7 separate regions of the Homo sapiens genome follow, and regions 1, 2, 3, 4, 6 and 7 are each linked to region 5. The links are chromatin contacts, found by Hi-C or POLR2A ChIA-PET in ENCODE. All regions are on one chromosome and are shown on one strand. Each heading gives the region's core, a stretch centred on a gene start or an enhancer-like site at or near the end of the contact. The rest is flanking DNA. Distances are from core to core; before and after follow the strand shown.

Region 1 (3,144 bases), core at 204-2,703, 4.1 Mb before region 5:
TTCACAACTTTTATCTTTAATTTACAAACAAGGACGGTAAGATCCCTTGGCAAGTGATGGGGAGTTGAGTCTAAAATCGCGGCTCCGGTCTCCCCAGTCCAGGGCAGTCCTGCGCTGAAGTGCACTCACACGTCCCGGGATGAGACTCCGCTGTAAATCTCGACCCGAACACCTAGGAGGCAGGCCTGTGCCGCGCTCCTCACACAGGGAGTCACAGGACTTGCTGTCTGGTACAGCAAGAGAGGGTCTTGGAGAAAGCCATAGGAGTACCGTGGGGGAAAATAGGTGGCCAAACAGAATCGGGTCCACTGGGCAAAATACATGACTTCTGGCAGGCTGAGGGCTTACCAACTACAAGGTAAAAGTCAAGGGCGCTGTTCTGAGAGAAGCGGAAAATGACTACCAAGGGATTCCAGTACCTCGGCCCCTTTTGGGAGATTTACGGGGCTAGAACAGGAGACCACCCCCGTTTTTTTGTTTGTTTGTTTTGTTTTTTGTTTTTGGTGAAACGTAGTCTCGCTCTGTCACCCAGGCTGGAGTGCAGTGGCGCGATCTCGGTCACTGCAACATCCGCCTCCAGGGTTCAAGCGATTCTTCTGCCTCTGCCTCCAGAGTAGCTGGGATTACAGGCGCGCATCACCACACCCGGCTAATTTTTGTATTTTTAGTAGAGACGGGGTTTCACCATGTTGGTCAGGCTGATCTCGAACTCCTGACCTCAAGTGATCCGCTCTCCTCAGCCTCCCAAAGTGCTGGGATTACAGGCGTAAGCCACTGAGCCCGGCCAGGAGACCTCTTTAAGAAGACTCGAGATGTCGACAATCCCAGTGGATGGATACCAACTTTAAAAAGAAAAGTTCAAAAGGCCTATGTGCCCATTAGCTGGGAGGGGCCAAGAAATATGGGAGTCCCTTATAGTGGGGGTAAAACGGCGGGTAAAGCTAGGTGGGCGGAACAGCAGCTTCTGGGGGAGACAAGCGGCAAAGAGGCTCACGACCGACTAGGGGCGACCAAGGCTGATAGCCGTTGGGGCCGTTGGGCGCCGGGAGCTGGCGCCCCGCCCTCTCTCCTCTCCCCCACCCTCCGCACCTCCCACCACCCTCGGTGTCCCCTGCGCGTGCGCGTGCAGACACCGGTTGCCAAACATTGCATCATCCCCGCCCCCCTTTCCTCCCCTCCCCCCCCGCTACACTCCCCTCCGCGCGCGCGCATGACTCACCCACCTCCTCCGTGAAGCCTCGTGACCCAAAGCCACTTCCGGGTCCGACACTACGTCGACCCCCTAGCGAGAGGGAGCGACGGGGGCGGTGCCGCGGGGCTCCTGAGTGGCGGATGCGAGGGACGGGGCGGGGCCAATGCCGGCGTGCCACTTTCTGATTGGTAGGTTTTGGGGTCCCGCCCCTGAGAGGAGGGCAAGGCCATGGTAAAAGATTACAGCCAGGCGCTCCCGAGGTCAGAGACTTAAGTCTAAGGCACTGAGCGTATCATGTTAAAGATGAGCGGGTGGCAGCGACAGAGCCAAAATCAGAGCTGGAACCTGAGGAGAGAGGCGAGTACTGATTCCCATCTACCTTTTACCCTCCCGTCTCCTCAAAGTTGGGGCGTCCGCTCTTTAGGATCGGCCTCACTCCTCCACAGTGAAGTTAGGGACCGTCCGAGAGAGGAATGGGGAGAGTCCCTTATTCTGGGGTGGTGCTTACAAACCCCTATTGCTTCGGACGACGGCGTCTCTCCACCCCTGCCCGGAGCCGGAACACGGGCCCTGCTCTGTGCTGCTGGGCAAAGGGACCTCGGTTGCCCTTGGGAAATTCATTCTTTCCCGTAGCCAACTTCAGGCCTCATCGTTAGGCCTGTCCGCGGGGAGGCAGGTCAGCAGGACACACCCCCGCTCTAAGACTGGGTGACCATCGCTCAGGCCGTTTCCGCCGCTTCGCCACCAGCGGGCCTTCTCCCTACCCCACCCCCAATTCTGTCTCAGTCTCAGTGCCTCTGGTGTCAGCATGGCCACCTTGGTAGCTGGGGCTACTGGACCCTGCAGCGGATAGGGGAACCTTGAGGAGACACAAGCCTTTGGGAGGGGTGCCGATGGACAGGGAGTGGTGTGTTTTCCTTTTGCCGTAGAGGTCTCTGGGCCTCCTGCACAAGAGAGCAGCCTGGATCTCTTAAGTGTAGGAGGCCATTTGGGGTCTCCCCAGGGTATTGTCCTTCCCTCGGGATTAGTCCCTGCCTCTTTAACCCGGTCCTGTCTCCCAGCTAATCTCTGTGTAACCATTGCATCAGGCCAGCCCCGTTTGGCTCTGCAGCCTTCTGACCTGAGGCTCTACTGCTGATGAAAGCCAAGTCCCACACACTGGAAGGCAAGGGAGGGTTCCCCAGGGAGGACAGCCCTGCAGAGAAATACTTCGGGCAATATTGCATCTCTAGCCCCTAGGGATCAGCAGCTGCCACTCTGCTTCTGCCCCTTCCCTATAAGAGAGACTGGGGGGAGTTTATCCATTCATTCTTAACAAATACTTAATGAGGACCTACTGTGTGCCACACAGTTTGGGGCTCAGGGTACATCCTTGAGCAAGAGGAAAAAATCATCTCAGTGGGAGGCCTACAGTAAACAAAATATAAGTGCCACGGAGAAAGCTAAAGCAGAGAAAGGAATGGAGAATGTTCAGGATGGAGGTCAGAGTGTTACATCAGGTGGTCAGGAATTACCTTAGGTAATTCCTCCACTCAAAACCCTTCAGTGACTTCCATGACATGAAATAGGAAGTCATTGGAGGGTTTGAGCAGAGGAATGACCTGTTTTAAAAGGCTCACTCAGGCTGCTGTATGGTGAATAGAGTTGCGGAGGGGTGGCAAGAGAAGAAATGGGAAGACCTTCTGCAGTCAGAAAGTTTCTGCAGTAATTTAGAGATGGTAGTGAATTGATCTAGATTGGAAACAATGGAATTAGAAGTGTTTAGATTCTTCTAAGCAAAGGTTTTAAAAACTCATTTTTAAAGAATGAGTTAAGGGCCGGGCATGGTGGCTCACACCTGTAATCCCAGCACTTTGGGAGACCAGAGGTGGGTGGATCACCTGAGGTCAGGAGTTCAAGACCAGCCTGGCCAACATGGTGAAATCCCATCTTTACTAAAAATACAAAAATTA
Region 2 (3,488 bases), core at 448-2,947, 4.1 Mb before region 5:
CGACAGAGCAAGACTCCGTCTCAAAAAAAATAAAAAAAAATCTGGAACTTTGGTTTCATTATTGTGCCTCAGGTTTCCTCATCTATAAAACAGGTATAATAATAGTACCTATTGTATTGAGGATTTGATACTAACAATAGATGTAGAATGCTACACATTTTATATTGTACTTACATACACATAATACAAATATTAGCTATTATTTCCTACTGGTCATCACTGCCTGGTCTGGAACTCCTGAGCTCAAATGATCCACCTGCCTTGGCCTCCCAAAGTGCTAGGTGTGAGCCACTGCGCCCGGCCAAGACAAAAAGTTTAAATCGTGGTGAAAAGTGGCAGGTTAGATCAGTTCAGTTCAGTTGTATTTTTCTTCCCCCGTTGTTGTTCTCTAGAGGGTTGAGAGAATTTGGGGGCAGGAGGCAGTGATGACCAGGAGAGAGGGCTGGGCAAGGTGGCTCACACCTGTAATCCCAGAACTTTGGAAGGCCGAGGCGGGTGGATCACCTGAGGCCAGGAGTTCGAGATTAGCCTGGCCAACATGGCAAAACCCCGTCTCTACTAAAAATACAAAAAATAGCCGGGTGTGATGGTGCGTGCCTGTAGTCCCAGCTACTCCGGACGCTGAGGCAGGAGAATCACTTGAACCTGAGAGGTGAAGGTTGTAGTGAACCGACATTGCACCACTGCAATCTAGTTGCCTGGGTGACAAAGCGAGACCCCATCTCAAAATAAATAAAACAAACAAACAAACAAACAAAAAACGCCAACCAACCTGGAACTTGCTCATCCTTGAAGGAAAGATGAACTTCATGCCTCTATGACTTTGCTGGAATCTCCATTCTTACCTCTCTAGTGAACTATTTATAGTCTCAAGATTAGCTGGAGTTTCACCTGTAGTTTCTCTGTAACTTACTCAATCTCTTTTACCGCTAAGAACGAATTGCTGTTCCTTGTGTTTCCATAGCACATTTAAACCTTTCTATTATAGCACTTAAATTGTACTATAATTATTTGACTTTTTTTGCCTACCGCAGTTTCTGTCACAAGGTAAATATTTAATGGTCGAATTCTACAAAAGACTACATTGCTTCTTTGAGGGAGTTTGGTCAGTAAATTATCCACACACACATAATCAATAACTAAATTGATTCTGCCTAGAATGGACAAAACGGGGGAGGCTGGACATTTAAGACGATTTTTGAGAACTGTATCTTAGAGAGGGGATGATGGTAAGAATGTGATCTTAATAGGACAGACTGAGTTCCTCCTAGGTCGGTTTTTTTCATCTTTACGTAAAATGGACATTTACCTGCTCAACTATAGTTATCCACGTATGCAACAAATACCGAGTGTACGTTCTTTTGGTACAGGAGTTACTGCCCTAAGTGAAAGTGCTCTGTAAATGGAAATTACTTTAGAATGATCACTATTAGTATTATATTGAAATCCAGGGTATTCTATCTGACAGACTTGAAGGGTTTAAGGAGGACCGAGGCTCCCAGTGACTCCGGATTGGTGTCCTGACACAGGTAACGCGGAAGGAGGAGAGGGCGAGCGAGCGAGTGCGAGTGCGCGCGCGCCGGCGGGAGTGCGTGCGGCAGGCGGTAGGCCCCGCAGGGCTGCTGAGGGGCACGCGGGAAGCCAGGAAGCAGGGACGGCCGGAACGCAGGACGAGGTGACGACAACGCCGGACGTAGTGACGTAGCGCGCAGCCGCAGCGGGGGGCGGACTCTGGGCTTTTCTTCCCCTTCTGATTTTCCCCTCCCCCCTTTTCTCCCTTTCCGGGTTTGGTTCCCCCCTTTTCTTCCCCTCTCCCCCCTCCTTCCCAAGCCCCTTTCCCCTCCCCCGTCCCAGTCCCCCCTGCTTCCCAGCCCTCGGCCCCGGGGAAGCCCCGGCCGAGAAAAGCCCGCCCCCAGAAGCGCGCCGCCGCCGGCCGTCGGGGCCGAGCCGCAGCCGAGCGGCCGTGGGCCCGGGCGGCGGGCGGAGACGTGGGCGCCCTCCCCGCCAAGGCCCGTGCGAGGTGAGGCCACCTCCCGGCCGAGGGGGCGGGCGGCCCGGACGGCCTGTGGGGAGGGGGCGTGGCGGCCGCACGGGCGGGCGCGAGGAGGCCCCGCGGCCTGGGTTCCTCGCGCCCGGCAGCCGGTCCCGGGGACGATGGGTCAGGGTCGGATGGCCGCGGGAAGGACTGCTCCAAGTGTGCGCTGCTGGAGAGAAGCTGGGGGCGCGGGGCGGAGGGCGGCGGTGCGGGGGCAGGGGGGTGGCGCCACCTGTGGCCTTTGCGGGGTGACCTAAAAACTATTGCGCCCTTCCAGTGCTTCGGGGTGGCTAGCTCCGTGTGTTTCTTGGGTGGCGGTTTTCCTTCGAGCGTGGAGCATGGAAAAATAGGACGGAGAGGTGTAGAAGTGTTTAAAATCATGCTGGTGTCCAGGTTTCTTACAGGGACGGGGATTTGAGTTGGCACATACAGGGAGATGTTTCTATAGCTTAAAACTTGGGCCTACACTAAGCTCATAACTACTCGAGCCCCTGAAAACGCTTCGATTCGTTTTCCCGTAGAGCTAACATTTTTCAACATTTGTGGCCATTAAGTCTCGGAACTACCAGGAATACTGACTTAGAGTGAATTGTCATTGGATAATGATGAGAAATGACCGAATAACAATCCCAGAACTGCGTTAAAACGGAAGAAAGAAAAGTGGAAAAGTTTGAATTCAGATCCCAGTTGGATGAATATCCTTGTACATAATGTTGTTCAAATAGATAACTAAGATTGAGAAGCCTGAGTCCTGTCTGATATGCGTAAGCCACGTGGAGACTCAAGGAAGGAGGAAAGTGACAGGTTTCACTTCAGGAATATCACAAATTCCTAGCATTTTCTTGTATTTTTAGATAGATTTGCAGTTGAATTATTTGTGGCTCTTCTTCCTAATGCTTTTTTTTGTTGTTGTTCCACCAATATTCCCCCCCCACCCCCGCCCCCCTTTTTGTTGCTGGGGTATCAAGACAAAAGGTTGTATTTTGTTTTTTGAGACAGGGTCTCAGTCTGTCACCCAGAATGGAGTGTAGTGGTTCCTTTTCGGCTCAATGCAACCTCTGCCTCCTGGCCTCAAGCCGTCCTCCTACCTCAGTCCCCCAAGTAGCTGGGAGTACAGGCATGAGCCACCACTCCTGGCTGATTTTTGTAGAGACGGGTTTCACCTTGCTGCCCAGGCTGGTCTGGAACTCCTGGGCTCAAGTGATCCACCTGCCTTGGCCTCCCAAAGTGGTAGGCTTGAGCCACCGCGCCGGGAAAGACAAAAAGTTTAAATAGTGGTGAAAAGTGGCCGGTTAGATTAATTCAGTTCAGTTTTTAGTTGTATTTTTCTTACCCTGTTGCTGTTCTCCAGAGAGTTGAGAGAAAAGATAACTTTTTTCTTGAAGGCCTGATGAACTCCTAACAAGTTAAATTTCAGAGTTGAAGTTCCATTTGTCTTTGTGTCCATTATATG
Region 3 (3,143 bases), core at 146-2,645, 3.3 Mb before region 5:
CAGGATGGGCTCAATCTCCTGACCTCGTGATCTGCCCGCCTCTGCCTCCCGAAGTGCTGGGATTACAGGCGTGAGCCACCGCGCCCGGCCCCTTCCCTTTTTTTTTTTTTTTTTGACACAGGGTCTCACTCTGTCGCCCAAGTTGGAGTGCTCACTGCAACCTCCGCCTCCCGGGTTCGGGGTTCGAGCTATCCTCCCGCCTCATACTAGCTAGTATTTGGCATTACAGGCAAGTGCCACCACGCCCTGCTAATTAGTATTTTTAGTAGAGATGGGGTTTCACCATGTTGGGTGGGCTGGTCCTGAACTCCTGACCTCAGGTGATCCGCCCACCGAACTTCCCAAAGTACTGGGATTATAGGCGTGAGCCACGGGCGCCCCGCCCAATTTCCCTTTTTAATGGCATTTGAGCTAGGGTCCAGGTTTCGTAGCTCCCACTACCTGTCCTGCACAACACAGACACTAAATACCTTAGTGCTTATTATGAAGCCCCGTTCTTCAGAAAGGTTTTATAGCACTTTCGTTAAACCTCCTTCCTGTTCAAAATGCAGCGCACTAGAGTATTTTTCCCCAATCCACCGTTAAGCGGCTTCTTCTTAAGCAGGACTGTTTTGGGTCTCTTGGTTGCTACCCCTACTACACCCTACTAATATGTTGCACAAAGCGACGGGGAACCCCTTCTCCCCCAAACGATGTGCGTGGAAACACACAATGTCCTACTCTCTCCATTCCCAGAAACCTAGACTCTCCCCTCAAATACCTTTCCTGGCTCATCTACAGCACTAAGGTCTCAAGGTAGGGGCAAAAGCCCGCCCCAATTGGCAAATGCTCCTCCTCCGCCAAGAACCTCGAATTTCCGCTGTCCCTGGACAGAGCCTCCAACCTTCAGAAAAATGGCGAGGTGGACCCAGGCCCTTGATTCTGAAGTGAGCCCTTTTCCACAGCACAGGCTTTTTACAGGTTTTTGTGGTGGAATGATGACTCAGTGAGCTGATTTACTCCCTCAAGAGTAACCAACGCGCCATTTCAGTTCTCCAGGATCCCGACTCCGTGTCCCTCCGCCTCAGCCTTGCCTCCCACTGTCAACGCAACCGTTTCTCAGAGAAATCGCCGAAGGCGCATGGCAGGGCAGTTGGGCCACTAACGGTTTTCTAACGCGAGAAGACAGAGCGGGAGGAGAGGCGGGAACGCGTAGGGACTAGCAGGGGGCGGAGTGGGGGTGGGGTGGCGGACGAAGGGCGGGGCCGGCGCCAGGAAGGATCGCGAAGGAGCTGGGAGGCCCCGCCCTTTCCGTAGATATCTCTAGAAAGCCGCGCCGGAGCCCAAAAACAAGGACTGCGCACGCGCGGCGGCAAGGCCCGGGCATTTTGCTGCGTCACCAGCCGCCGCCCGGCCTCACCACCCCTCGTTTGCACGCACGCACGTTCATTCTCCGTCCTCGCGCCCCTTTTCCTACACTTTCCTCTTCTCCCCGACCGGAGGAGCCGCTCTTTCCGCGCGGTGCATTCTGGGGCCCGAGGTCGAGCCCGCCGCTGCCGCCGTCGCCTGAGGGAAGCGAGAAGAGGCCGCGACCGGAGAGAAAAAGCGGAGTCGCCACCGGAGAGAAGTCGACTCCCTAGCAGCAGCCGCCGCCAGAGAGGCCCGCCCACCAGTTCGCCCGTCCCCCTGCCCCGTTCACAATGTGAGTGCGACACCCCGCCGAGGGAAGGTCGCCGAGTGAGGCCGAGGCCGCGTTGGGGGCTCCCTGGAAGCGGCCCCCTAGCCTTTCTCGCATCGGTGGTGGCAGTCGTTCCTGCCTGGGGGCGGGAGGTCCAGGATCCTTGTTCCGGTTACCGTTGGCGGGTGGAGGACATTTTTCCTCCAGATGTCTGCTTCCCCCACCCCTGAACCGTTCCTTGGCTTCCCCATGCCGGAAATCCTACTTTTACCCCTTTGGCTGTCTGGGTTACTCGCCTCTTTCGGTAACTTCACCCTAGGCCTTAAGCTCCCGGTAGCTGCTCGCCATGCGGCGCCCTGAAGCGTGAACCTTCGTGGGTCGCCTCTCGGCTGCTTGGGCGCTCCGGTTCTGTTGCTTTGTGGTCCCGGGGCCAGGCCCTGAGTCGAGTGCACCTGTGGTGGGTGCCGCCAGGTGCCTGGCGGAGCTCCTGGGAGAGCCCCACGCGGACCTCGCCGTGAGCTGCAGGTACTGCTAGGCAACTAGAAGGAAGCCATGCCCACGCCGCAACATACTTCCCTCTCCAGTGTCTGGGTTTCTTGAGTGTGGGTACTTCCAGTCCGCCTCCTAACTCCAGTCTCTTGAAAACACGGGAGGTTGCCAAAACTCAGCCGCTTCCCTGGCAGCGAGGAGGAGTTACCATTGAGCAGGTAGTTCCGCACGTGTCGACTTTGGAAAGATACGGACATTTTCTGTGTTTCATGTTCTACTTGAGGTGAGGTTTCACTATCTTGTTACAGTGTAGGATGAAATAGGTATGTAGTAGGCATTTAATTAACCTACAGTCGTCCCAAAGATCTTAAATTTGTGTGGAGGTGAATACAGATTCTATGGCAGTCTTCATTTTACGATGATAAAGGAAAGCCTTGGCGATTTTAACCGGTAAGAATTCTTGGCACTGCCGCGTACAGTGGGAACTGCCGGTTTTACAGGGTTTTTTTTTTTTTTTTTTTTTTTTTGACGGGAGGTTATTTTTCAAGGTACTAACTACGTCCTAAAAGGTATGGAGAACAATTAAGGTGGAACCTTTTTTTTCTTTTGTTTTAGACTCCATTCAGAAGAGAGAAGAGGGGAGTGACTTTATGTCTTTGGAAAAGTAATAAGGATTTGCTTGATTCAAGTCATGATACTGAGGCTGAGTATATTGGCTAGAAATCTAAAGGGATGCGTGAGGCTGAAGCGAGTTTATCACTGGGAACAAGCTTCTAGAGCACAGCATGTTAGAATTTTTGAAGGAGCCCCCTCCCCGAAAGTGATACGTAATCGGGGTTTTAAAAAATTTGAATTAGGCTGGGCGCGGTGGCTCACAACTGTGATCCCAGCACTCTGAGAGGCCGAGGCGGGCGGATCACCTGAGGTCGGGAGTTCGAGACCAGACTGACCAACATGGAGAAACCGCGTCGCTGCAAAAATACAAAAAAAATTAGCC
Region 4 (3,179 bases), core at 249-2,748, 3.6 Mb after region 5:
CATGACTGCGCCACTGCACTCTAGCCTGGGCGACAGTGAGACTCTGCCTCAAAAAAAAAAAAAAAAAAAAAGAGGAGGAAGGTACTAAACCATGTTTCCACAACCAGATAAATAACGGAAGAAGCAAACTATGGATCAAAAGTACAGATTGTATTTCTCAAGGGTTCAACTATTCTGTCCCTACTGGAGGAAAGTGGCGGCAGAGAATCTAAATGTCAACATATTCTTTAGGCCAGAACAAAAATATTAGACACAAAGAATAAGAAAACACCAAAGAGTGTAAATACAATAATTACAGAAAAAAGTGTGTATACGCAGGTCATAAGAAATGTGTTTATGCAATTCCGGTATCTTTCCAGAATTCAATTCTTAAACCACACATACAAAAGATAAACTGTAAATAAATATCAATAAGTAACTAGAAAAGTCCATTTGCCATTTATTTACCTTTGACCTTAAAATCCTTGTCTGTTTCAAGCACAGTCAGCCCTTCTACTGGGTTACACATTCACAAGTTGCTAGAACACAGTCTCAAGTTCATAGTGATTTTTGTTGTGGGGGTGGTCAATGAAAGGCTGATGACCCCAAGCAGCCCGGGCTGGCACCGGGTAGTAATTCTACACTCAGTAAATATACAAAGATACCAAAGCCTACTTGTTACCACAGGTCCAGCAAGTAGGCCCAAGATAAAAACTGCCCAACGACGCCCTTGCTGAGCAGACTTAGAAAGACGCCCACAAAACCTCAAGACCAAGCAAAGCAAAGCCACCTCACCTGCCCAAAGGTAACCAATCCGAAAAGAGCGGGGCCGCCCCGTGGGCCTGGAAGGCAGCCCCAGCCCCAGACTCCTCTCACTTCCCGCCTCTGCCGTTGGCTAAGTAACTGAGGAGCCTCGCGTGTCACAGAGGAGTGTGACATCACCCGCCCGCCAGGCCCTACCTCGAGTCTTGGCTCCGGGCCGCTCACCCAGGGTCAGCCCGACCAAAGGACCCGCCCGCAGCCGAACAGCAATCGGATGGGTGGAGTTTCGCGTTCCTTCACCTCGGAAGGACGTGCTCTGAATTCGAACGATCGAAGCTAGGCCAAGGGGCCCTGCGTCTACACTTAGTAGAGGAGAAGGAGCGGGAGAAAGGAAAAGGCGGGCTGAGAAGGGGCCTTCGCCAGCGCTCTGGGGCAGAATAGAGGCCTCGACACCCCCCAAAACCCCCGCAGACTCGCCTCCGCCCCACCCCCGCTTCAGCACTGTTGCGCACGCGCAGCACTAGTTCCCTAGCTTCCCTCCACACCCTGTTTTCCCGAGTCTGGTCTCCGAGCAGGGCCTCGTTCCTTCAGGGTGCCATCTGTCCGCAGAAGGAAGCTACTGCCACTCTTGCTCAGACAGTAACTGCTAACTCCCTTTCCATTTCTCACTCCCAGTTCGCCCAGTACTAGGTTCAGACGTACCTTCCTAACCCGCCTCTCCAAGGCCTACCAGCGCTTCTAACACCGGATGTGCTCTGACTCGCCCACTTCCGCTCCCGATCTTTTACCCGGCGTTCGCCTCTCGAGGGAAACCCCGCCCTGTGGTCCGCTTAAGACCAGTCCTCATTGGCCGTTGGCCGCACTCCTGCCTTTCCATTGGCTGTACGTGCATAAACAGCGGCTGCTTAGTTCAGAGGCCTGAGCTTGTCGATCAAGACTACTGGCCACCAACCGCCTCGAAGCAAAAGGTCTCCGCTTTCTTACCGTAGTAAGCCAGGGTCACGGTGCGCTGCTGCCTCTAGTGGAGAAAGTGAAAATGGGCCGGCCCCGCCCGGGACAGCCCGACGGCTTGTGAAGGGGTAGCGCTGCAGTCTTGGGATTCTGGCTTTAGTCTTGTCATGCAGTGTTAAAGGGGGAAAGCGATTCAGAGAACACATTAAAAAAAAAAAAAAAGCGCCCTCGCAAGGGGCGATTTACTGTGAAACTAGTGGAGCGTAAGCTTCAGAGCACCTTTGAAAACACTTCGATTTCTCTAGAGTATGCGAGAAGGAAATAGCAGGATTCCAGGAGGAAAACCAGAATTTAGGAAACCACTTTCTGGAAAGATAGAACAGTTCTTTTCAGTAAAGAATACAAATATCCAGGGTATGATTCTCAGTAGGCAAACCCAGGTATGCAATTAATAGAAGTTAATTTTCGGCTGGGCGTGGTGGCTTACGTCTGTAATCCCAGCACTTTGGGAGGCTGAGGTGGGCAGATCACTTGAGGCCAGGAGTTTGAGACCAGCCTGGCTAACATGGTAAAACCCCATCTCTATTAAAAATTTAAAAAATTAGCTGGGCGTGGTGGCGTGTGCCTGTAATCCCAACTACTCGGGAGGCTGAGGCAGGAGAATTGCTTGACCCTGGAGGTGAAGGTTGCAGTGAGCCGAGATGGTGCCACTGCACTCCAGCCTGGGAGACAGAGCGAGACCCCGTCTCAAAAAAACCAAAAAAGTTAATTTTCTATAATACAACCTAATTTTTGCTGTAGTGTAGCAGGACAAGCCGCAGACAAAACCCCTCAGACACCGAGTTAAAGCAGGAAGCGGTTTATTCCGCCAGGAGCATCGGCCAAGACTCCTGTCTCAAGAGCTGAGCTCCCTGAGTGAGCAATTCCTGTCCCTTTTAAGGCCTCACAACTCTAAAGGGATCCGCTTGAGAGGGTAGTGATCGATTGAGCAAGCATGCACCGGTAATTAGATCAGAACAGGACAGGGATTTTCACAGTGCTTTTCTATACAATGTCTGTAATCTATAGATAACATAACCGATTAGGTCAGGGGTCGATCTTTAACTACGAGGCCCAGGGTGTGGTGCCTGGCTGTCTGCTTGTGGATTTCATTTCTGCCTTTTAGTTTTTACTACTTCTTTCTTTGGAGGCAGAAATTGGGCATAAGACAATATGAGGGGTGGTCTCCTCCCTTATTCCCCCACTTTGAGACTCTCACTCATTTTATTAGTGGGAGTTCTCACCTTCATCTTCACTACCTATGTCTTCCTGCATGACAGATCGATAGTGATTTATGTAGTACACTTGTGCTGAAGCATTCTGGTGAACTAGAGTAGTGATGAAACCTTTTACCATTTGAATGAGTACAGATAGTAAATAAGGGATCAGTAAGCAGGCTATTACTACTATAATTTTTATTATAAGAGTTTTAAATCCTCCTAGCACTG
Region 5 (3,279 bases), core at 391-2,890:
ACCTGCCCTCCTCCTCCAGTGCTGCTGCTACTGCCTGTGCTGCTACTTCGAGCCTGTGAAAAGGCACCACCACCATTACCATTGCCCCCATTATTGCCACCAACTCCTTTTTCAATTTTCACCACAGCTGTCATTTCATCCATGGAGTGATCTTGGTCTAAAATAATTAAAAAACAAACAACGTAAACTTGAGGGAAGAAAAGAAATGAAGTAGGAAGGATAAAAGGAGGCTATGATGAAATAGCAATGACTAACAGGAAGGCGAAAGCCACCAGTATAAAGAAAATGGATTGGAGGGCAGAGGGGAGCTGCAGGGCATGCAGGACATGAACTAGGTTCAATGTGCCAAAAGTGGGCCTTAATTCTCCCTTGTACAAAATTAAACTAAGAAAACATTCAAAAAGTGCTTTGGGGATAGGAAATGTGAAGGACGGTAGGCATGGTGAGAGTTTCTAAATAAGAAAAAGTATCCTAAGGGAAAAAAAGGAAAAGGACAGGTAAGGCATAAAACAACATGTGGGTGCATGGAAAGCTTGCTAAAATTAAGTTTAAAAGAGATGGAGAGGCCAGGCGCGGTGGTCACGCCTGTAATCCCATTACTTTGGGAGGCGGAGGCAGGCAGATCACCTGGGGTCGGGAGTTTTGAGACCAGCCTGACCAACATGGAGAAACCCTGTCTCTACTAAAAATACAAAATTAGCCGGGTGTGGTGGCGCATGCCTGTAATTCCAGCTACTCCCGGAGGCTGAGGCAGGAGAATCGCCTGAATCCGGGAGGCAGAGGTTGCAGTGAGCCGAGATCGCACCATTGCATTCCAGTCTGGGTAACAAGAGCGAAAACTCCGTCTCAAAAAAAAAAAAAAAAAAAAAGACAAACAAAAATCCAAGTGTGAAAAGTAACGAGAGGGGAAAAAGAAGTAAAAAGTGTGAGTAGAAAAACATTTGTGAATACTGCTAAGGAACTAAAGGGATCTACAGGTTAGTAGTCAGAAGGTTTCGGGGCGGAGGGCGGGCCCTGAGGGAAAGGGCGGTTTCGGGGTGAGGGGCGTGGAAAGGGCGGGACGGTGGGGGGCGGGGGGGAAGGGAAATCTACGGAAAGTGGGGGGAGGAGGGCCTTGGAGCAGGCGGCGACCAGAGGGCGGACCAGGCAGGCGGTTGGCCCGGGCGGGGCCTTCGCTGCTCGGGCCGCCCCCGCGGCTCCAGCCCCCGGCGGGAGGAGCCTCAGGCGGGCGGCCGAGTAGTGGGGGGTAAGGCCCGTCCCCCGTGGCCGGGGCGGGCAGGGGGCGGGCGAGGCCACGCTGCCCCCTCCCCCGGGGCGGGCGGCCCATCCCCCTCCTCCTCGGAGGCCCCGCCACTGCCCCGTCTCCCTCCCTTCCCTCCGCCCCGGGCGGGACCTAGGCCGCCGCCGCCGCCGCCTCCCGCCCGCCCCCGCTTCACGGCGGGGATCGCCCGGTCGGCCCTCGCGCGCGCCCCCTCACTCGCCTCCCACCCCTAAGCTTGGAGTGGACTCATCCTTACCGCTCATGGTGGCAGCTGAGGGACAAGCTCAAGGGGGTCCTGTCCGGGGGGGTTGGGGGGGGCCGGGAAAAACGCGGACGCTGACGAGGCAAGCGAACCCGGACCGGACAGGGAGGGGGGGGTAAGGAGGAGGGAGCAGCGCGCCACAAGCCCAACCTAGGCCCCGCCCCTTCTCTGCTGCCCCGCCCAATGAGGGAGGGGGAAAGGAGGGACTTGCAGAAGAAAGACGGTGGAATTATCCAATGGCAAGACTCGCTTGCTCTCCAAGGCGTGTGAGACTAAGTTGCGTGCCTGGTGTCCGCCTAAAAAGACCGCCCTCTCAGTGTTAAAAGCCAATGAAGGATGCAGGAAGTGAAGATGGGCGGGAGCTGGAGATGATTGGCTTGGAAGGAAACCAGTCAACCGGCAGGCGGGCTCCCTGAGACGTAGGGATAGGCAAAGCTTTGATAGGAATGACAGAACAACGGCCAACCAGAATCCGGGATATGCTTGGGCAAAATCCTAGTGGGCGGAGAGGTAAGAAGTAGGCAGGAATAGGAGAGGATGAAGCTGATTAAAACCAATCAGAAATCAGGCGGGCAGCCAGGAACGTTATGATTGGAGTTAGACTGAAAAGAGACAGGAAAGGACGCATATTGACGTGAACTAAAAGCCAATTAAACGCCGAATTAACTGAGGGCGGAAACTTGGAGTGGCAGAGGAGAATTGGCGGCTCCCTCAGTTATTCAATCCAATGAGGGGACGAAGTAGGCCTGGCACCGCCTCCTAGTTAGCCAATGGGCGTTACTGGAGCTGCCCATCATGAGGGAGGGAAGAGGGCTATGCCAAGAGGAGACCGTCGCCATATTGGCCCTCCTCAGGGGACGTTGTTACAGTCATTAGGTGGGACGCTTTAGCGGAGTCCTGCAGCTCAACAGGTGTCAGAGCCAAGGCATTCGGCGCGCAGTTCCGCATCAACACTAGGACTTGTTTGCGTCTTCATTTAACTGCCCCTATAAAGTACCTCTCAAATCTTACCCCCCTCCCGGGTGGTCGGACAGGCGGGCAGATGCCTCAATGTCGCTGCAAGCCCTGGGAATGCAGGCGGGACGAGATCTGGTGACAGCACTCACCGAATAAGTTAATACTGAGCTGACCAATATGCAGAGTCTCCGTGAGACTCCAGAAAACGCGATTTTATTAAGTTCCCCCAGACAAAGGCGCTAACCACTTAAACGACTGGTTAACTTTTCAAGCCTTGAGGCTAAAGTGCGGATAAGTCACTTCCATTTTTTCCCCCTTAATAGTAAATACCGCCTATGCATAAAGCAAGATAGCTGAGCTCCAGCTTTTTGCAATCACGAAGGTTAAGAAACTTTACTGCAGGCACCTGGATTTCTGGCCTCCTCTTTATCCGTGTTTTGGTGGAGCCGGCCTTAATAGCTTGTCAATGACACGATGAGGTCATGTCCTTCAGTATTTGTATCTTATATGTTGTCACCTGCTTATATGTTCTTATGTTTTAAAATGTGAATTCTCCTAAACTATTTTAAGCCCTTTGAAGGTAAGAACTGAGGCCTCTGCTGCTTTAAACAGGTAAAAAGGTGAAGTGATTGCTGACTGCCTACCGTGTTAGGTGCCTAAGTCAGGGAGGCAGTTAGTATTCCATGTCATCCTTAAAAGGAAGATTTTATTAAGTATCAGCTATATTATGTATTTTATAAGTGAAGACATTTAGGCTGAGAAGTGACTTACCCAAGGTCACAAAGCAAATGAGTTGTAG
Region 6 (3,554 bases), core at 953-3,452, 3.7 Mb before region 5:
TGGTGGCCATGCCCACAAGTGCCATGATCTCCAGAAACTCCTCCTCACCCGCCTCACACAGCTGCTGCACGTCGTCCCCTCCCTGCTGGATGAAGGTCTCATAGTAGGAAAGGAGGTTGGCGCGCTGCAGGACCCGGTACAGCTGCAGCTCCCCCAGCGTCCGAGGCAGTGCCATGGCTCGGGCACTGGGCCTGAGAAGGAGGGGCACAAGAGAGAGGCAGTCGGTGCAAGTCCCCCTACTGGGTACCAACCCACACTAACAATTGTTCCCTCTTTCCTGCCTGCTTTTCTTCCCCTCCCTCATTTGGATGCTATCCTGCCCAGTGCCCAGGTCTGAGTACAGACTCTCAGAATCAGGCACTGCTCAGAGGCATGGACAAGCCAGTGCCGTCCTAGACTGGCCCGAAGCCCCAAAAGTCAGTGGCCTGTGTCTGTAGGAGTCGAAGCGTCTTACAACCTTATCTTCAGCTTTTATCTTTTTGGTCTGGGGCAAGAAGAACTTGAGCGCTGAGGCTGACCAGCACCGACCTGGGATGGCTGGACCTCCCTCTCCCCCAAAACACAATCCTCACCTTCCCCTCTAAACACTCAGCAGTCTCAACACTGAAGTGAAGTCACCCATACTAAAGTGAATGTAGGAGCCCAGTCTCCCCCACAGTGGACGCTGCTGGCCAGCTTCATTCCCTGTGAAGGGGCCACAGCCCCAGGTGGCTAAAAGGGAGGGTGTGGCACCTTCCCTGGCTTTCCCACTCAGTGAGCCAGGTGGTGCCTTACTCTTCTCCGCTCAGCTTTTCCCAGGGGTTAAGCATTTATTTATTTATTTATTTATTTATTTATTTGAGACGGAGTCTCGCTCTGTCACCCAGGCTGGAGTGCAGTGGCGCTGTCACTGCAACCTCCGCCTCCCGGGTTCAAGCGATTCTCCTGCCTCAGCCTCCTGAGTAGCTGAGATTACAGGCGCCCGCCACCATGCCCGGCTAATTTTTGTATTTTTAGTAGAAACGGGGTTTCACCATGTTGGTCAGGCTGGGCTCGAATTCCTGACCTCGTGATCCACCCGCCTCAGCCTCCCAAAGTGCTGGGATTACAGGCCTGAGCCACCGGGCCCGCCCGGCCTGGTTAAGCATTCTTAACGCACGCTTCCTCTCTCCCCTCAGAACCTCTCCACCCTTCCAGGCTGCCCAGTGCTCCTCAGTGGCCCCTCTCCTAGCAGTGACACTCCCCACTTCCTCGGTCAGCCTTTTCCTTCAGCTCAGGGGCCGTGGCAGGGGGAGGGGCGCAATTGTTCTGCTCCGGGGCCGTTCCGCCCACACACACTCCCACAGTGGTAGCGTCTGTAGGCGAAAACCGCCCAGGGGCTCCCGCCTACTCTCCTCTCCCATATTTTCCACCCGCATCTTCAAGTGGAGTGGGGGAGCGGCTCAAGGCCTCTTGATGAAGGGGCTGCACACTGAAACTCCCCTCCCCGCTCTGTGAATAAAGGGACAGATATGGGAAGGAACGCCTAAGGCCTCCCTGCCTCCCTCGTCACCCCCCCTTTCCCCCGCTGATGCTCCTTTAACTCAAAGGCACCGGGGGCCCGCGCGCTCCGTGCCAACGAGGGACTGAGGCAACTGAGCGTCCCCCCACCTTCCGCACTGATGCCAGCTCGAGCTCCAGGGCATCCCCTGGTGCTTGGAGGCTCCCACATTCTTTGCAGGGGGCTCTTAGGCCAGATGGAGCCCACAGAGTAAACCAGGAATGGAGATTTGGGTACTACTCTTTCATATCCAGCTTCATCAGATGCTTGCCTGCTCCCAGGGCCCCCTAATTCGAAGACGCACCCCCTTTTCCATCAGTCTCCACCCCCCACCCCCGTCCTGCTTCCCCACGTCCTCCCCTCGACCTCCGCCCTCTGGACCCCATTCCCAAGTCCAGCTCCACCCATCTCCACTCCCCGCTGCCTCCCTTTGCCCACTAACTTGAGTCTGGGCTGCAGGGTCCGGCGGGCGCTGTCCCCTCCGCCCGGCGGCTGCTCGGCTGTGGGGGAAGGCGCTCTGTGCATGGACGGCCGGAGATCACCCGGGCTGCCCTTCTCGGTGCCCGGCGCTCGGCGCCTGCTGCGTGCTGCCCTCTTCCCCGCGCACGATGCCGTGTCCACCGCTGTCCAGGCTCTGTCCCTCCCTCCACGTCTTCTCTCTCCGAGCCTCCGCGCCTCTGTCTGTGCCTCTGCCCCCCCACCCTCCCCGGCTGCGCTTGCCGCCTCTCCGCGCCTCCGCCCCCGCAGGACGCACAGGGAGCGAGGCCCGGAGCTGCGCTGGCTGCCGGGCTGGCGGGCGGAGGGCGTGGGCAGAGCCGGGGGCGGGGGTGGGGGCGGGGGCCGGGGAGGCGGGCGCTGGGGCCTCTCGGCCGCGGAGACGCCGCGGCTTAGAGACTGGGAGAGGCGGAGACGGGGGGGGAGGGGGTGTGGAGCAGGAGGCGGGGGCGGGGATTCAGAGCCGGGGCGCCGAATTGGGGACCGAGGTGACCGAGGCCCGGCTGTGCAGGGCGGGCTTGGGGACCCAGCGGGCGGGGCGAGGTCGTTCTGTGCCGCCCACGCCGGATGCACAGCCGGCCCTCTTGGCGCCCACGTACCCACGTGAGCGCCCCGCCGGCGACATTCCTTCTCTCCCCCACCCCTCCGAGCTGAGAGAGGAGTTTCACAACCACGCACAAGTACACAAAGACACAGAAGCGCACGGACGTGCACACGCGCCTAAACAACTACGGGGACGCCCGTTGCCCATACTCAGGCCTTGTGGTGCTGGACGTGTGAATGTTAGCAGTGAGCCGGGAAAAGTTAGCGAAGGCTGGGCTGTGCGGCTTCTCCTGTGCGTGCATCTGACTCCCGTATAGTGTGCACTTAAGGCGGGCCTGAGAGCGTGGGGCTCTGCAGGGATCTCCTAGATATCCCCGCGCCCCTCCTCAGCCCCAATGGAATAATCTGAGGGGGTCGCTCTCAGAAACCCAGGCCTCCATGCTAGCCTGGAAAGTTTGGGAAACAGGAATGGGAGGGTTATGCTGCACGCCACCACTTAGGTGCGCGTGTTGATTAGACGCGTCGGCTTTTGTCAGCGCGTAGGTCAGGCAGGGATTCCTCCACTTGTCCTCTGTTTGCTGAGGATGAGGCCCTGCCTGGGAATTTTGTGTGACAAAGACGATACCCTTCCTGGGGCCGTCTATTAGGGACCTCGCCCGAGAGTCTAGTGGAAGATGAGTAAGAGGTCGGGAGCCTACGACGTGACTTCCTGCGGCGGAGCTGGAAGGAGGAGCGCCTTGAAGGAGCTTAGCCCCCGCCTCTGCAACCCACCACCGTCTCCCCCTTTGGTTTCTCCTAGCCCCATCTGGTTCGCATTGCACTCCCGCCCACGGCTGGGAGGGCTGTTGGGGGAGGCGGGGGCTCTAAGGGCCCGGCCCATAGACTCTAAGCCCCAGGGAAAGGAGGGGGGGTGGGGGCCGGGGAAAGCGAGCGGACTGGCCACAGGTGAGGTTTCCCCTAGTCCGGAATCTCAGCCCCGCCCCGCCTCTCTGTCCGC
Region 7 (3,529 bases), core at 1,030-3,529, 4.4 Mb before region 5:
AAGCCTGTGATTGTAATGTGTGAAGGAGGTGAGGGAGGGAGCAGGGGAGGTAGGCGTGCTAAAGGGATGGGAGTGTCTTTCCTGGTACTCTCCTGCCCTCACCTCCACTACACTGAAGTGAACAATACACACACTTACCCCTTTCCTTTTATGGAGACTTCCCTCTGAGGCCAAGTTCTACCCCCATCACATTTTTTTCTTTCTTACACTTACATTCTCCCTCTCCTCCCCTTTGCAAAGCTGAGGGAAAAGGGATTCCAGGGGAGCTCATTGGGTCAAACATACTGGGAAAAAATTTAATTAGTGAAAGAGTAATTAACAGAAGAAGGGAGGGGACAGAGCCTGGGACAGACTGCCAAATTAAGGTTCCTCAATAGAAAGTGATGGAGAGACAGTAATGTTCCCATGAAGTATTCAAATGTTTTGGATGGACTAATGAATGAATCAGAAAAAGGGGCTGGGACCCAAGCAGACAGAGAGGACGTCTTCTGTTGCAAAGACAGTAAGCTGTGAAGGTCTTATGTGGAAGGTGAGGCTGAAGTGGGGAATGCTGGTGTGGGAAGGGAGTTTGAAAAACTCACAGACAATTATCTTAGCCTTCCAGAAGGCTTACAAAGCACCCACCCCTAGCAAGGTAGCCAATAAAACATTCACCTCTTGAGCCCCTTAGTCAGTTCAGTCCTTGAGGTTTTTCTTACTAGTGTTCCAGCTGCCCTTGCCAGGAGGGGCCCAGGGCTACAAGTATCAGGATGGAAAGAGGAGGCATCTGTATTAATATGTATTCTATTTTGCTCTAAGTCATGGTTTATATTCATCTTCTAGTTTGAACTCTTATATTCTCAGCCAGATGGTTAAGGAAAACAGAAGTTAGAGTGGAAGGAGTGGCAAATAGGGTAATAAAATGGCTTTAGATTTTAGACAAATTCTCACAAATGAGACACTAACCGCTTTCCTCCTTTACTCCCATACCCCCAAAGGGCTGGGAGATAAAGACCTTGGAGCCAATAAAACAAAGTAGGAGAAATCTACTTGTGTCTACCTAGGTGTCTGGGCAGAGGCCATTTGGGAACAAGTGTGTTCTGGACAGTGCTAAGTGCTAAGAAAGCGGCACTAGGGAAAAAGAGGGAAGCACAATAACTCCAAATGAGTAGTCACAAGGTTTGCAGAAGGGGGCATGTCATTTTCATTCATTGTGGTGGTCTGGAGGGTGCAGGGGGTGTGGTGGTAACTTTCTTGCACATGTGCAATCCTGTATCCGTCTTATATATGATGTGATAAATAATATCATATACATACATATATACATAGAAGCATATATGCACACATACAAATATCACATAATCATAGAACCTTCCTACTGGAAAAAAAAAAAAAACTTAAAAGGTCAAGTATTCCTGTCTCCTGCTCATCAATAACTTCTCTGCCAGATGGCCTCAGGTCTTTGCATTAACACTCCCAGGGAGGTTTGGAAGTTGGAAAAGTGAGAGGATTACCTTGTCACTGAGCCTGTTGGATTACTGTATTAATCTGCCTTCCGTCATCCTTTAATCGTAGTTTTGCCCTCAAATGGGCATTGTTTACTCCCTATTGTAGAAGACCCCATTGTTGGCTACATCTTTATAGATAGTCGTACCACTACTTTAAAGGGCCAGTGACAGACACCAAAAACAAAATAAAAACCCACATACACACTGGAAGCAAGCACTCAGTAAAATGTTGTAGAATTAATGAATGAAACAATGACACAAATGAGAGTATGTTTTCTCATGGTGGAGCGAAAAGGTGACAGCATCACCTCTGGTACCCCAACTCCCACCCCCTCCCCAATGCAGACAGGCTGAAAGACCGGTAGTGAGACTGGAGTTCAGCCTTCAGACCGGTAGTGAGACAATCCTTCAGCCGGGAGTTGGGCTCTGGGTGGCCTAGGTTGCCATGGCACCGCCTCGGGCTCCACCCTCTCTTGTCCCCCTCACCGCTCCCCCCCTGCAGCGGGGGTTGTGGCAGCCAGTCACGTGCCCGCCGCGTAGCCACACCTCTGCTCCTCAGAGCAATGTCAAGCGGTCACGTGTGATAGCAACAGATCACGTGGCTGCCATCGCCCCTCCGCCCCCTTACACTCTTCGCCCTCCTCCCAGTCGAAGCACCTCCTGTCCGCCCCTCAGCGCATGGGTGGCGGTCACGTGCCCAGAACGTCCGGCGTTCGCCCCGCCCTCCCAGTTTCCGCGCGCCTCTTTGGCAGCTGGTCACATGGTGAGGGTGGGGGTGAGGGGGCCTCTCTAGCTTGCGGCCTGTGTCTATGGTCGGGCCCTCTGCGTCCAGCTGCTCCGGACCGAGCTCGGGTGTATGGGGCCGTAGGAACCGGCTCCGGGGCCCCGATAACGGGCCGCCCCCACAGCACCCCGGGCTGGCGTGAGGTAAGTGCAGTCCCTTCCCAGGAATGAGAACCAGTGCCCGCCCCCCTCACAGCTTTCCACGCGTTCGTTTCGCGAGCTGGTTATGGAAGGGTCGCTCAAGGGCGGGAAGTGGGGCCTTTGTGGTCATGGGAAAGTATAATTTTAGGGACTGAGGTGTAGGATCTTCGATGCAAGGCATGTGTCATGTGTGATCTTTGTGCGGGGCGCGATTGTCCCAAAGGAAAAAGCGTTTTCTATTGCAGGGCCTCACGTGGCTGGAGGGGTTGGTATTGAGTCATTGTGTTATCTCTGGGGCCGGCCCCAAGGAAGACTGGGAGCGGGGGATGGGATGCTGGTGGTGTTCTTTGCGCTTTTTTTTTGGGAGTCCCTTTGTTGCTGCAGGCTCATACCATCCTAACTCTGTAAGCGACTTTTGGTGATAGGAGTCTGTGATTGTAGGGTCTCCCTTGATCTGAGAATGGCTACCTCTCGATATGAGCCAGTGGCTGAAATTGGTGTCGGTGCCTATGGGACAGTGTACAAGGCCCGTGATCCCCACAGTGGCCACTTTGTGGCCCTCAAGAGTGTGAGAGTCCCCAATGGAGGAGGAGGTGGAGGAGGCCTTCCCATCAGCACAGTTCGTGAGGTGGCTTTACTGAGGCGACTGGAGGCTTTTGAGCATCCCAATGTTGTCCGGTGAGAAGGTGGTGGAGGGTTGGGCGTGGGGAGTAAAGGGAAAAGACAGCCTATAGGTGGGGTGTGATGATCTGTAGAGAAGTGGGGACCCTGAGGAAATAATGAGAGGCCATGTTGGGTTAAAGGGGATTGAAAAGTGAGCATTTACTCTGGTCAGGCTGATGGACGTCTGTGCCACATCCCGAACTGACCGGGAGATCAAGGTAACCCTGGTGTTTGAGCATGTAGACCAGGACCTAAGGACATATCTGGACAAGGCACCCCCACCAGGCTTGCCAGCCGAAACGATCAAGGTGAGTGGGGTTGGTAGGCATTGAGAGGTGGATTGGGACCTTTGTAGTAGAACCTTCTGGGATTTCAGGTATGGTGCCTAGTTTCCAGTGCATCTGTACCTCCCCTTTGAAACTAGGATCTGATGCGCCAGTTTCTAAGAGGCCTAG

Evidence for each region. A loop is a pair of places that touch in the nucleus more often than their neighbours do. ChIA-PET counts read pairs that join two places held with the same protein, here RNA polymerase II (POLR2A). Pooled maps may share reads with other maps.
Region 1: a loop to region 5 is called in a pooled map, with 15 times the contacts of the local background. The contact joins the promoter of DDIT3 here to the promoter of SP1 in region 5. A Hi-C loop is called at or near these places in 2 of 37 single-sample maps with no recorded cell type and 6 of 50 pooled maps. POLR2A ChIA-PET finds 5 or more read pairs at or near these places in 1 of 52 experiments (naive thymus-derived CD4-positive, alpha-beta T cell).
Region 2: a map of naive thymus-derived CD4-positive, alpha-beta T cell shows a loop between it and region 5 (11-fold over the local background). The contact joins the promoter of R3HDM2 here to the promoter of SP1 in region 5. A Hi-C loop is called at or near these places in 1 of 168 maps with a recorded cell type or tissue (naive thymus-derived CD4-positive, alpha-beta T cell) and 4 of 50 pooled maps. POLR2A ChIA-PET finds 5 or more read pairs at or near these places in 1 of 52 experiments (OCI-LY7).
Region 3: a loop to region 5 is called in a pooled map, with 21 times the contacts of the local background. The contact joins the promoter of PTGES3 here to the promoter of SP1 in region 5. A Hi-C loop is called at or near these places in 8 of 50 pooled maps. POLR2A ChIA-PET finds 5 or more read pairs at or near these places in 2 of 52 experiments (AG04450 and WTC11).
Region 4: a pooled map shows a loop between it and region 5 (15-fold over the local background). The contact joins the promoter of TMBIM6 here to the promoter of SP1 in region 5. A Hi-C loop is called at or near these places in 7 of 50 pooled maps. POLR2A ChIA-PET finds 5 or more read pairs at or near these places in 2 of 52 experiments (CD4-positive, alpha-beta T cell and T-cell).
Region 6: a map with no recorded cell type shows a loop between it and region 5 (17-fold over the local background). The contact joins the promoter of NAB2 here to the promoter of SP1 in region 5. A Hi-C loop is called at or near these places in 2 of 37 single-sample maps with no recorded cell type and 8 of 50 pooled maps. POLR2A ChIA-PET finds 5 or more read pairs at or near these places in 1 of 52 experiments (BJ).
Region 7: a map of CD4-positive, alpha-beta memory T cell shows a loop between it and region 5 (10-fold over the local background). The contact joins the promoter of CDK4 here to the promoter of SP1 in region 5. A Hi-C loop is called at or near these places in 1 of 168 maps with a recorded cell type or tissue (CD4-positive, alpha-beta memory T cell), 1 of 37 single-sample maps with no recorded cell type and 7 of 50 pooled maps.

What each region holds. Positions count from the first base shown.
Region 1 is chr12:57,518,823-57,521,966 of GRCh38, reverse strand. It overlaps DDIT3 (DNA damage inducible transcript 3), which reads left to right and starts at 1,453. Exons shown (of 4, transcript NM_004083.6): 1 at 1,453-1,549. LOC128125814 reads left to right here and starts at 1,487. Exons shown (of 2, transcript NM_001414991.1): 1 at 1,487-1,549. The coding sequence starts at 1,487. MIR616 (microRNA 616) reads left to right here and starts at 2,708; the gene lies at 2,708-2,804. It also overlaps a transcript of MBD6 not described here. RefSeq lists enhancers at 1-695, 696-1,655, 482-1,681, 1,556-1,685, 1,656-2,617 and 1 more and a silencer at 1,026-1,485.
Region 2 is chr12:57,429,252-57,432,739 of GRCh38, reverse strand. R3HDM2 (R3H domain containing 2) reads left to right here and starts at 1,697. Exons shown (of 24, transcript NM_001394031.1): 1 at 1,697-2,020. It overlaps R3HDM2-DT (R3HDM2 divergent transcript), which reads right to left and starts at 1,624. Exons shown (of 2, transcript NR_185976.1): 1 at 1,310-1,624. RefSeq lists a silencer at 1,796-2,265 and an enhancer at 2,446-2,555.
Region 3 is chr12:56,686,536-56,689,678 of GRCh38, reverse strand. PTGES3 (prostaglandin E synthase 3) reads left to right here and starts at 1,395. Exons shown (of 8, transcript NM_006601.7): 1 at 1,395-1,681. The coding sequence starts at 1,680. RefSeq lists enhancers at 459-508, 985-1,510, 2,009-2,128, 2,239-2,288 and a silencer at 1,159-1,348.
Region 4 is chr12:49,739,876-49,743,054 of GRCh38, reverse strand. TMBIM6 (transmembrane BAX inhibitor motif containing 6) reads right to left here and starts at 1,498. Exons shown (of 10, transcript NM_003217.3): 1 at 1,444-1,498. RefSeq lists enhancers at 1,242-1,561, 1,182-1,873, 1,802-1,931.
Region 5 is chr12:53,378,537-53,381,815 of GRCh38, reverse strand. It overlaps SP1 (Sp1 transcription factor), which reads right to left and starts at 1,640. Exons shown (of 6, transcript NM_138473.3): 1 at 1,518-1,640; 2 at 3-157. The coding sequence starts at 1,524. RefSeq lists enhancers at 108-866, 1,717-2,011, 1,844-2,143, 2,047-2,547 and a silencer at 974-1,603.
Region 6 is chr12:57,087,762-57,091,315 of GRCh38, reverse strand. NAB2 (NGFI-A binding protein 2) reads right to left here and starts at 2,202. Exons shown (of 7, transcript NM_005967.4): 1 at 1,962-2,202; 2 at 1-191. The coding sequence starts at 2,044. It also overlaps a transcript of NEMP1 not described here. RefSeq lists a silencer at 1,991-2,610 and an enhancer at 2,881-2,930.
Region 7 is chr12:57,751,060-57,754,588 of GRCh38, reverse strand. It overlaps CDK4 (cyclin dependent kinase 4), which reads left to right and starts at 2,279. Exons shown (of 8, transcript NM_000075.4): 1 at 2,279-2,414; 2 at 2,853-3,089; 3 at 3,247-3,382; 4 at 3,499-3,529. The coding sequence starts at 2,872. RefSeq lists silencers at 1,830-1,949, 2,180-2,259, 2,990-3,129 and an enhancer at 1,920-2,653.